Linked DNA regions of Homo sapiens: region 1 is linked to region 2. A link is an interaction called in ENCODE POLR2A ChIA-PET data of the cell type or tissue named here. Cell type or tissue: endothelial cell of umbilical vein. All regions are shown on one strand. Region 1 overlaps MYH11 (myosin heavy chain 11). Region 2 overlaps ABCC1 (ATP binding cassette subfamily C member 1 (ABCC1 blood group)).

Region 1 (4,000 bases), 300 kb after region 2:
TCCCCCCTCCCTAGGGCTTTTGCCAAGAGGCAGCAGCAGCTGACCGCCATGAAGGTGATTCAGAGGAACTGCGCCGCCTACCTCAAGCTGCGGAACTGGCAGTGGTGGAGGCTTTTCACCAAAGTGAGTGCTCTGCCCCAGCCCCCTTCCCAGGGGCCCCCAGCCCTGCTTCTTCACTCTGGAGCCTTCACATTTGGGACAGGAGGTGGTCGCAAGTGGGTGTGGAATGGAGGGCTCGAACTCAGACCTTGAGCATTGGCGGTTCTCTGGCCCGAGGAGGCCCTGTCCTTTGGCACATAGGCTATAGCCAGGACCTTAACACAAAGTATTAATATTTCCATCCGCACTGGAATCCCTCGTGTGGCCCATTTATAGCCACACCCACTTCCTCCGTAGCCATGGAAACCACTCTGTTCTCCAGTTCTGTAATTTTGATGGTTCAAGAATGCTGCCGGGGGCGGCGGCTCACGCCTGTAATCCCAGCACTTTGGGAGGCCGAGGCAGGCGGATCACTTGCGGTCAGGAGTTCAAAACCAGCCTGGCCAACATGGCAAAACCCTGTCTCTACTTAAAATACAAAAATTAGCTGGGTATGGTGGCAGGCACCTGTAATCCCAGATACTCAGGAGGCTAAGGCAGGAGAATCTCTTGAACTCAGGAGACAGAGGTTGCAGTGAGCCAAGATCATGCCTGCACTCCAGCCTGGGTGAAAGATTGAGACTCTGTCTCTTCTTTCTTTTTTTTTTTATTTAAAAAAAAGGCCAGGCACGGTGGCTCACGGCTGTAATCCCAGCACTTTGGGAGGCCGAGGCGGGTGGATCACAAAGTCAAGAAATCAAGACCATCCTGGCCAAGATGGTGAAACCCTGTCTCTACTAAATGTACAAAAATTAGCTGGGCGTGGTGGCAAACGCCTGTAGTCACAGCTACTCAGGAGGCTGAGGCAAGAGAATCACTTGAACCTGGGAGGCAGAGGTTGCAGAGAGCTGAGATCGCGCCACTGTACTGCACTCCAGCCTGGTGACAGAGCGAGACTCCGTCTCAAAAAAAAATAAAACAAATATTCTATACATGGAATTAGAGAGCATCCAGACTGTTGCATGTATCAATACTGCAGGTTTTTTTTTTTTTACTTTTTGCATTTTTTGAAATGGAGTCTCACTCTGTTACCCAGGCTGGTCTTGAACTCCTGACCTCAAGCAACCCTCCTGCTTCAGGCTCCCAAAGTGCTGGGATTACAGGCATGAGCCACCTCATCTGGCCATAGCATATTATTTTTTATTTCTGGCAGAGTCAGGGCCTCCAGAGGACTCAACTGGTTCCTGTAGTGGCACTGGTTGCATTGTCCCCATGGCACAAAGACATGCTCTGTTGCAATAGACTAGGCTTCTCCTTATATGCCCTTGAGTGTATCCACTGGTGCAAGGCTTTTTCACCAAGCAAACAGACATTGAGTGCCTGCTGTATCCCAGGCACATGCTAGGTGCTGGGGGTGCAGCTGTGAACACACACCATGGTCCCTGACCTCCATGAATATTCTAGCCGAATTGGTGGGGAGTAAACAATAAACAGATAATCACAGAGACAGATACATAATGGCAAACTGTGATAAGTGCATGAAGCAAGCTGCTGGAGTACATAGCAGGGGCTTCCTTGTGCCAGGCAGGGGCTTGAAAACAAAGAGTTAGGAGGCAGCCCAGGGAAGGACAGCAGATGCTGCTTTTTGGAAATGTTCGTCCCCACTGAACCAACTTCTGAAAAACTATCCTAAGAAAATCGTCTTAGCCAGGTGTGGTGGCTCATGCCTGTAATCCCAGCACTTTGGGTGGCCAAGGCAGGAGGATCACCTGGGTTCACGAGTTCGAAACCAGCCTGGCCAACATGGCGAAACCCTATCTCTACTGAAAATACAAAAATTAGCCAGGTGTGGTGGTGGGCACCTGTAATCCCAGCTACTCAGGAGATTGAGGCAGGAGAATCACTTGAACCGAGGAGGCAGAGGTTTCAGTGAGCTGAGATCGTGCCACTGCACTCCAGCCTGGGTGACAGGGCGAGACTCCACCTGAAAAAGAGAAAAGAAAATCAAGAGTTAAGGGCATTCATTATGGCCTTATTTACAATAGCAGAATTTCAGTGTCCAGTCCTAGCTGAATGATGAGTTCAATAATGGTTCATCTATCAATGGAATGTTTTCAGCTATTAAAATGATGGCTTTGGCTACTGAATAGGTCTGCTAAAAAAAAAAAAAAAAAAGACTTCTACCTAGCTGTCTAGTTGGACACTGTGGCATGTGCCTGTAGTCCCAGCTACTCTGGAGCTGGGGTGGGAGGATCGCTTGAGGCCAGGAGTTCAAGGCTGCAGTGAGCTATGATTGTGTCACTGCACTCCAGCCTGGGTGACAAAACAAGACCATCGCTAAATAAATAAATTAACTTAAAAGATGGCTATGTAAAGTTGTAAGAATGATGTAACAGCATGGGGTAATACATATCTTATAATTTTTAAAAAAATTTTATTTGTGGAGACAGGGTCTCACTGTGTCACCCAGGCTGGAGTGCAGTGGCACAATCGTGGCTCACTGCAGCCTCAGCCTGCAGGGTTCAAGCGATCTTCCTGCCTCAGACCCCTCACTAGCTGGGACTACAGGCACACACCACCATGCCTGGTTACTTGTTTTTGTAGAGATGGGGTCTCATGATGTTGCCCAGGCTGGTCCCAAACTCCTGGGCTCAAGCGCTTGCCTCGGCCTCCCAAAATGCTGGGATTACAGGCATGCATCACTGTTCCTGTCTGTATCATATAATTTTAAATAATAAAAGCAGCCTCTACAACTAGGCAGCATGGTCTTAAGTCTATTTTTTAAACATAGAAAAAGAGCCAGGAAGGAAATGTAAACAATGTTAATAATGACTTTGATAGGGAGGTGGGTGGGATATGAAAGATTTTTTTTCTCCCTTTTGTCCTTGGAAGGAAATATCACTTTTCAGCAGTAGTTCTCTGTTGGGATGGTTCTAAAGTGGGGAAGATGAGACTTTTTCCTTTCACTTTGTACCTTTTCTGGTGCTCTGATTTAGAGCTCCTCAGTCTTGCCACTGTTGATATTTTGGGGTGACTAATTCTGTTGTGGGGGCTGTCCTGTGCACTGTAGGGTGTTTAGCAGTATCCCTGGCCTCTACCCACTGGATGCCAGAGGCACCCCCCACCCCAGCTGTGACAATCAGCAGTGTCTCCAGACAATATCCCCTAGTGGGGATCGGTGGGGGCAACATTGTCCCTGGCTCGGAACCACTGATCGAATTTATTATGACAACATATCCCTTTGCCACAAAAACAAATGATGGGCTAACCGTGTGTGTGCAGGTGAAGCCACTGCTGCAGGTGACACGGCAGGAGGAGGAGATGCAGGCCAAGGAGGATGAACTGCAGAAGACCAAGGAGCGGCAGCAGAAGGCAGAGAATGAGCTTAAGGAGCTGGAACAGAAGCACTCGCAGGTACCTGTATGGATGCATGGCTGGGGTTGCTGGGGAACAGGACTTGGCCCCGTGGGGCTCACCCGCCTCCTCCCCACCACCTGCGTGCAGCTGACCGAGGAGAAGAACCTGCTACAGGAACAGCTGCAGGCAGAGACAGAGCTGTATGCAGAGGCTGAGGAGATGCGGGTGCGGCTGGCGGCCAAGAAGCAGGAGCTGGAGGAGATACTGCATGAGATGGAGGCCCGCCTGGAGGAGGAGGAAGACAGGGGCCAGCAGCTACAGGCTGAAAGGAAGAAGATGGCCCAGCAGATGCTGGTAAGGTGTCACAGGGGCAGCCCGTGGTGGGTAGCAAATCACTTGACCCTCACCACAGGCCTGTGGAGGTGCATCCAGGGATATGTGTCCCTGCTGGGACAGATGATGAGACGGGGGCTTGGAGAGGGTTGGTCATCTGATCAAGGCCACACAGCTGGGATTGGGACTGGAACACAGTGAGCCCACTCTGTTCTATTGCCCTGCCTTGCAT
Region 2 (4,000 bases):
TAACAATCATGGCCAGGAGTGGTGGTTCACACCTGTAATCCCAGCACTTTGGGAGGCCAAGGTGGCTGGATCACTTGGGGTCAGGAGTTTGAGACCAGCCTGACCAACATAGTGAAACCCCATCTCTACTAAAAATACAAAAATTAGCCGGGCATGATGGCAGGTGCCTGTAATCCCAGCTACTTGGGAGGCTGAGGCAGGAGAATTACTTGAACCTGGGAGGTGGAGGTTGCTGTGAGTGGAGATCAGGCCATTGCACTCCAGCCTGGGTGACAGAGCAAAACTCCATCTCAAAAAGAAAGAACAACAATAGGCTGGGCGCAGTGGCTCACGCCTGTAATCCCAGCACTATGGGAGGCCGAGGTGGGCAGATCACCTGAGGTCGGCAGGTTCAAGACCAGCCTGACCAAACATGGAGAAACCTCATCTCTACTAAAAATACAAAATCAGCCCGGCATGGTGGCACATACCTATAATCCCAGCTACTTGGGAGGCTGAGGCAGGAGAATCGCTTAAACCCAGGAGGCGGAGGTTGTGGTGAGCTGAGACCACACCATTGCACTCCAGCCTGGGCAAAAAGACTCAGTCTCAAAAAGAAAAAAACAAAACAAAAAAAAGAACAACAATCATCAAGACAGGTAAAGGGATAGGCATATATACATCAGTGGAAAAAAAAAAAAAAAAAAAAACAGTCCAGCCAGCCAGAGCAACACAGCAAGACCCTATTTCTAAAAAAAAATTTTTTTTTTGACTGGGTGCAGTGGTTCATGCCTGTAATGCCAGCACTTCGGGAGGTCGAGGCGGGTGGATCACTTGAGGTCAGGAGTTTGAGAACACCCTGACCAACATGGCAAAACCTTGTCTCTACTAAAAATATAAAAAATTAGCCAGGCATGGTGGCGGTTGCCTGTAATCCCAGCTACTTGGGAGGGTGAGAAAGGAGAATCGCTTGAACTCAGGAGGAGGAGGGGGTTGCAATGAGCCGAGGTTGTGCCACTGCACTCCAGCCTCAGCGCCACAGCAAGACTCTGTCTTAAAAAGCAAATAAATAAAATTGACTGTGATGATGACTGCACAACTCTGTGAACACACTAAAAATCAGTGAATTGTATGTTCTGCATACATGAATTGTGCGGTGTATGAATATCTCAATAAAGCTGTCACCAAAAAAGTAGTCTTTATCTTATAGGGATTTTTTTTTTTTTTTTTGAGATGGAGTCTTGCTCTATCACACAGGCTGGAGTGCAATGGTGCGATCCTGACTCCCTGCAACCTCCGCCTCCTGCGTTCAAGCGATTCTCCTGCCTCAGCCTCCCGAGTAGCTGGGATTACAGGTGTGCGCTACCACACCCAGCTAATTTTTATGTTTTTAGTAGAGACAGGGTTTCACCATGTTAGCCAAGCTGGTCTTGAACTCCTGACCTCAAGTGATCTGCCTGCCTTGGGCCCCCAAAGTGCTGAGATTATGGGCATGAGCCACTGTGCCCGGCCAATAGTTCGTTCTTGTACATCACTTAGTATTCAGTTGTGCAGATGTACATAACTGGTGCATCTGTCTGTTCACTTGCTAATAGATGTCTGGCTTACCTCCAGTTTGGGTTATCACAAAGTAGCTAAGAACATTCCTGTACCAGCCTTTTATGAACATATGTTCTCAGCTCTGTTGGCTGGATGCCTGGGAAGGGGGTGACTGGTGGTATGTTCACTGTGTCTAACTTAAAAAAAAAAAAAAAAAAAACTGCCAAACTCTTCCAGAGTCACAGAAGCATTTCACATTCATGCCAGCAGAAACCACAGTCCAAAATGGCCCTAAGCTCTGAGTGGCCATACACAAAAGAGAACATAAAACCACTACACACAAACCAATGAAGCACTGGGTTTTTAAATCCAAACAATTCAAGCAATTCTCATGCTTCAGCCCCCCTGTAGCTGGATTACAGGTGAGCGCCACCACACCCGGCTAATTTTTGTATTTTTAGCAGAGACAGGGATTCACCATGTTGGCCAGGCTGGTCTCGAACTCATGAACTCAGGTGAGCCTCCCGCCTCAGCCTCCCAACGTACTGCAATTACAGGCATGAGCCACCATGCCCAGCCACACCTGACTTTTGAGAAGGAGTCACTCATGGGTGAAGAGAGGTGGTAAAAGGATCCAGGAAGCCATGCAGAGCCCCCAGCCCTGGCGTCCATCACCTGATCCCCGAGCCTAGGATACCCAGCAGCCCAGAGCTGCACGAGCTGCATTCCTTTCTCTGGTTAACAAAAGGGATCTGAGTGTAAGGGGCCACACCAGGAAATTCCAGCCTAGGACAGGGTTTTCCTTCTCACTCTCTCCAGGTTCACAGGGGTTACAGGTGCCAGATCTGGCTTATGCCTCTGGGAATAAAGCAAGCGATCCGTCTACCAATGTCCCAAGTAAATGATCCCCTGGCTCCACGCTGAGGATCTCTAAACACCAAGGTACTCACAGAGCCAGACCCTTCTCAGGTGGCCCGCTTTCAAGCCCCAAGACCCAGTTCTCACCACATCCTCCCTGGCAAGATCAAAGTGTACAGATGAATAAATAAAACTTGTACAATTAAAACCTGCCCAGCATGTACTCAGGGCTAGGGCACAGCTTATCATATCATATATCTCACTGAATTCTCAGAAAATGCTCTGGGTGAAAAATGGAGGCTCCAGTCAGGCACAGTGGCTCACGCCTGTAATACCAGCACTTTGGGAGACCAAGGTAGGTGGACTGCTTGAGCTCAGGAGCTTGAGAACAGCCTGGGCAACATGGCGAGATATCATCTCTACAAAAAAAAAAAAAAAAAATTAGCCAGGTGTGGTGGCACGTGCCTGTAGTCCCAGCTACTAGGGAAGCTGAGGTGGGAGGATCACTCCAGCCTAGGAGATGGAGGTTGCAGTGAGCCGAGATCGTGCCACTGCACTCCAGCCTGGACAAAAGAGTGACACCCTGTCTCAAAAAATAAATAAATAAATACAATGGCGGCTCCCGGTGAGGCATGAAGGGACTTCATGGACAGCCCTTGAGGTTCCCACCCTGGTCTCCCTGCCTTCACTCTTGTCCCTAAATATCCACCTTCCCCAGGACAGCCTGGGTTGTTATGAACCAGAACTCAGCTGGGTGTGGTGGCTCACACCTGTAATCCCAGCTATTTGGGAGGCTGAGGCAGGAGGACTGCTTGAAGCCAAGACTTGGAGACCAGCCTGGGCAACACAGTGAGACCTGTCTCTATACATATGTAACTAACCTGCACATTGTGCACATGTACCCTAAAACTTAAAGTATAATAATAATAAAATAAAATAAATTTAAAAAGGCCAGGCGCAGTGGCTCACACCTGTAATCCCAGCACTTTGGGAGGCCGAGGCAGGCAGATCACCTGATGTCAGGAGTTTGACACTAGACTGACCAACATGGAGAAACCCCATCTCTACTAAAAATACACAATTAGCCGGGCATGGTGGTACATTCCTGTAATCCCAGCTACTCCGGAGGCTGAGGCAGGAAAATCGCTTGAACCCGGGGGGTGGAGGTTGCAGTGAGCCAAGACAGCACCACTGCACTCCAGCCTAAGCAACAAGAGCAAAATTCCATCTCAAAAAAACAAATATAAAATATAAAATTAATTAATTAATTCATCAGCCAGGCATGGTGGTGTGCACCTGTAATCCCAGCTACTCTGGGAGGATGAGGTGGGAGGACTGCTTGAGCCCGGAATTTCCAGGCTGCAATGAGCTGTTATCATGCCACTGCCATCCAGCCTGAGCAACAGAGCAAGACCCTGTCTCTAAAATACATACATACATACATACATACATACATACATACATACATACAAACAAACAAACAAACAACAGAACTCACGTCACACCACTGCCCTGCAGAAAACCTGCGCCTGTGTTCTCACTGCACCTGGAATCCCACCTTAACTCTCAGAGGAGACCCCTGCAAATCCTTCTCCTGCTTCATCTCCTCCCTTTCTCCCCCTCA

Evidence for each region. Peaks named below come from ENCODE experiments on the same cell type or tissue, not always from the same donor. Only the 100,000 strongest peaks of a DNase experiment are listed, where the experiment ranks them.
Region 1: POLR2A ChIA-PET joins it to region 2 with 6 read pairs; 3 of 35 experiments call an interaction of 5 or more read pairs at or near these places.

What each region holds. Positions count from the first base shown.
Region 1 is chr16:15,741,252-15,745,251 of GRCh38, reverse strand. It overlaps MYH11 (myosin heavy chain 11), which reads left to right. Exons shown (of 41, transcript NM_002474.3): 20 at 15-123; 21 at 3,361-3,492; 22 at 3,583-3,789. Among named protein-coding and RNA genes, the nearest start is that of NDE1, 93 kb to the right of the region's middle. In endothelial cell of umbilical vein, no CTCF peak of the experiment used is centred here; no DNase peak of the experiment used is centred here.
Region 2 is chr16:16,039,912-16,043,911 of GRCh38, reverse strand. All of the region lies in intron 7 of ABCC1 (ATP binding cassette subfamily C member 1 (ABCC1 blood group)), which reads right to left. Among named protein-coding and RNA genes, the nearest start is that of ABCC1, 92 kb to the right of the region's middle. RefSeq lists a silencer at 2,266-2,560. In endothelial cell of umbilical vein, no CTCF peak of the experiment used is centred here; a DNase peak (open chromatin) is centred at 1,661.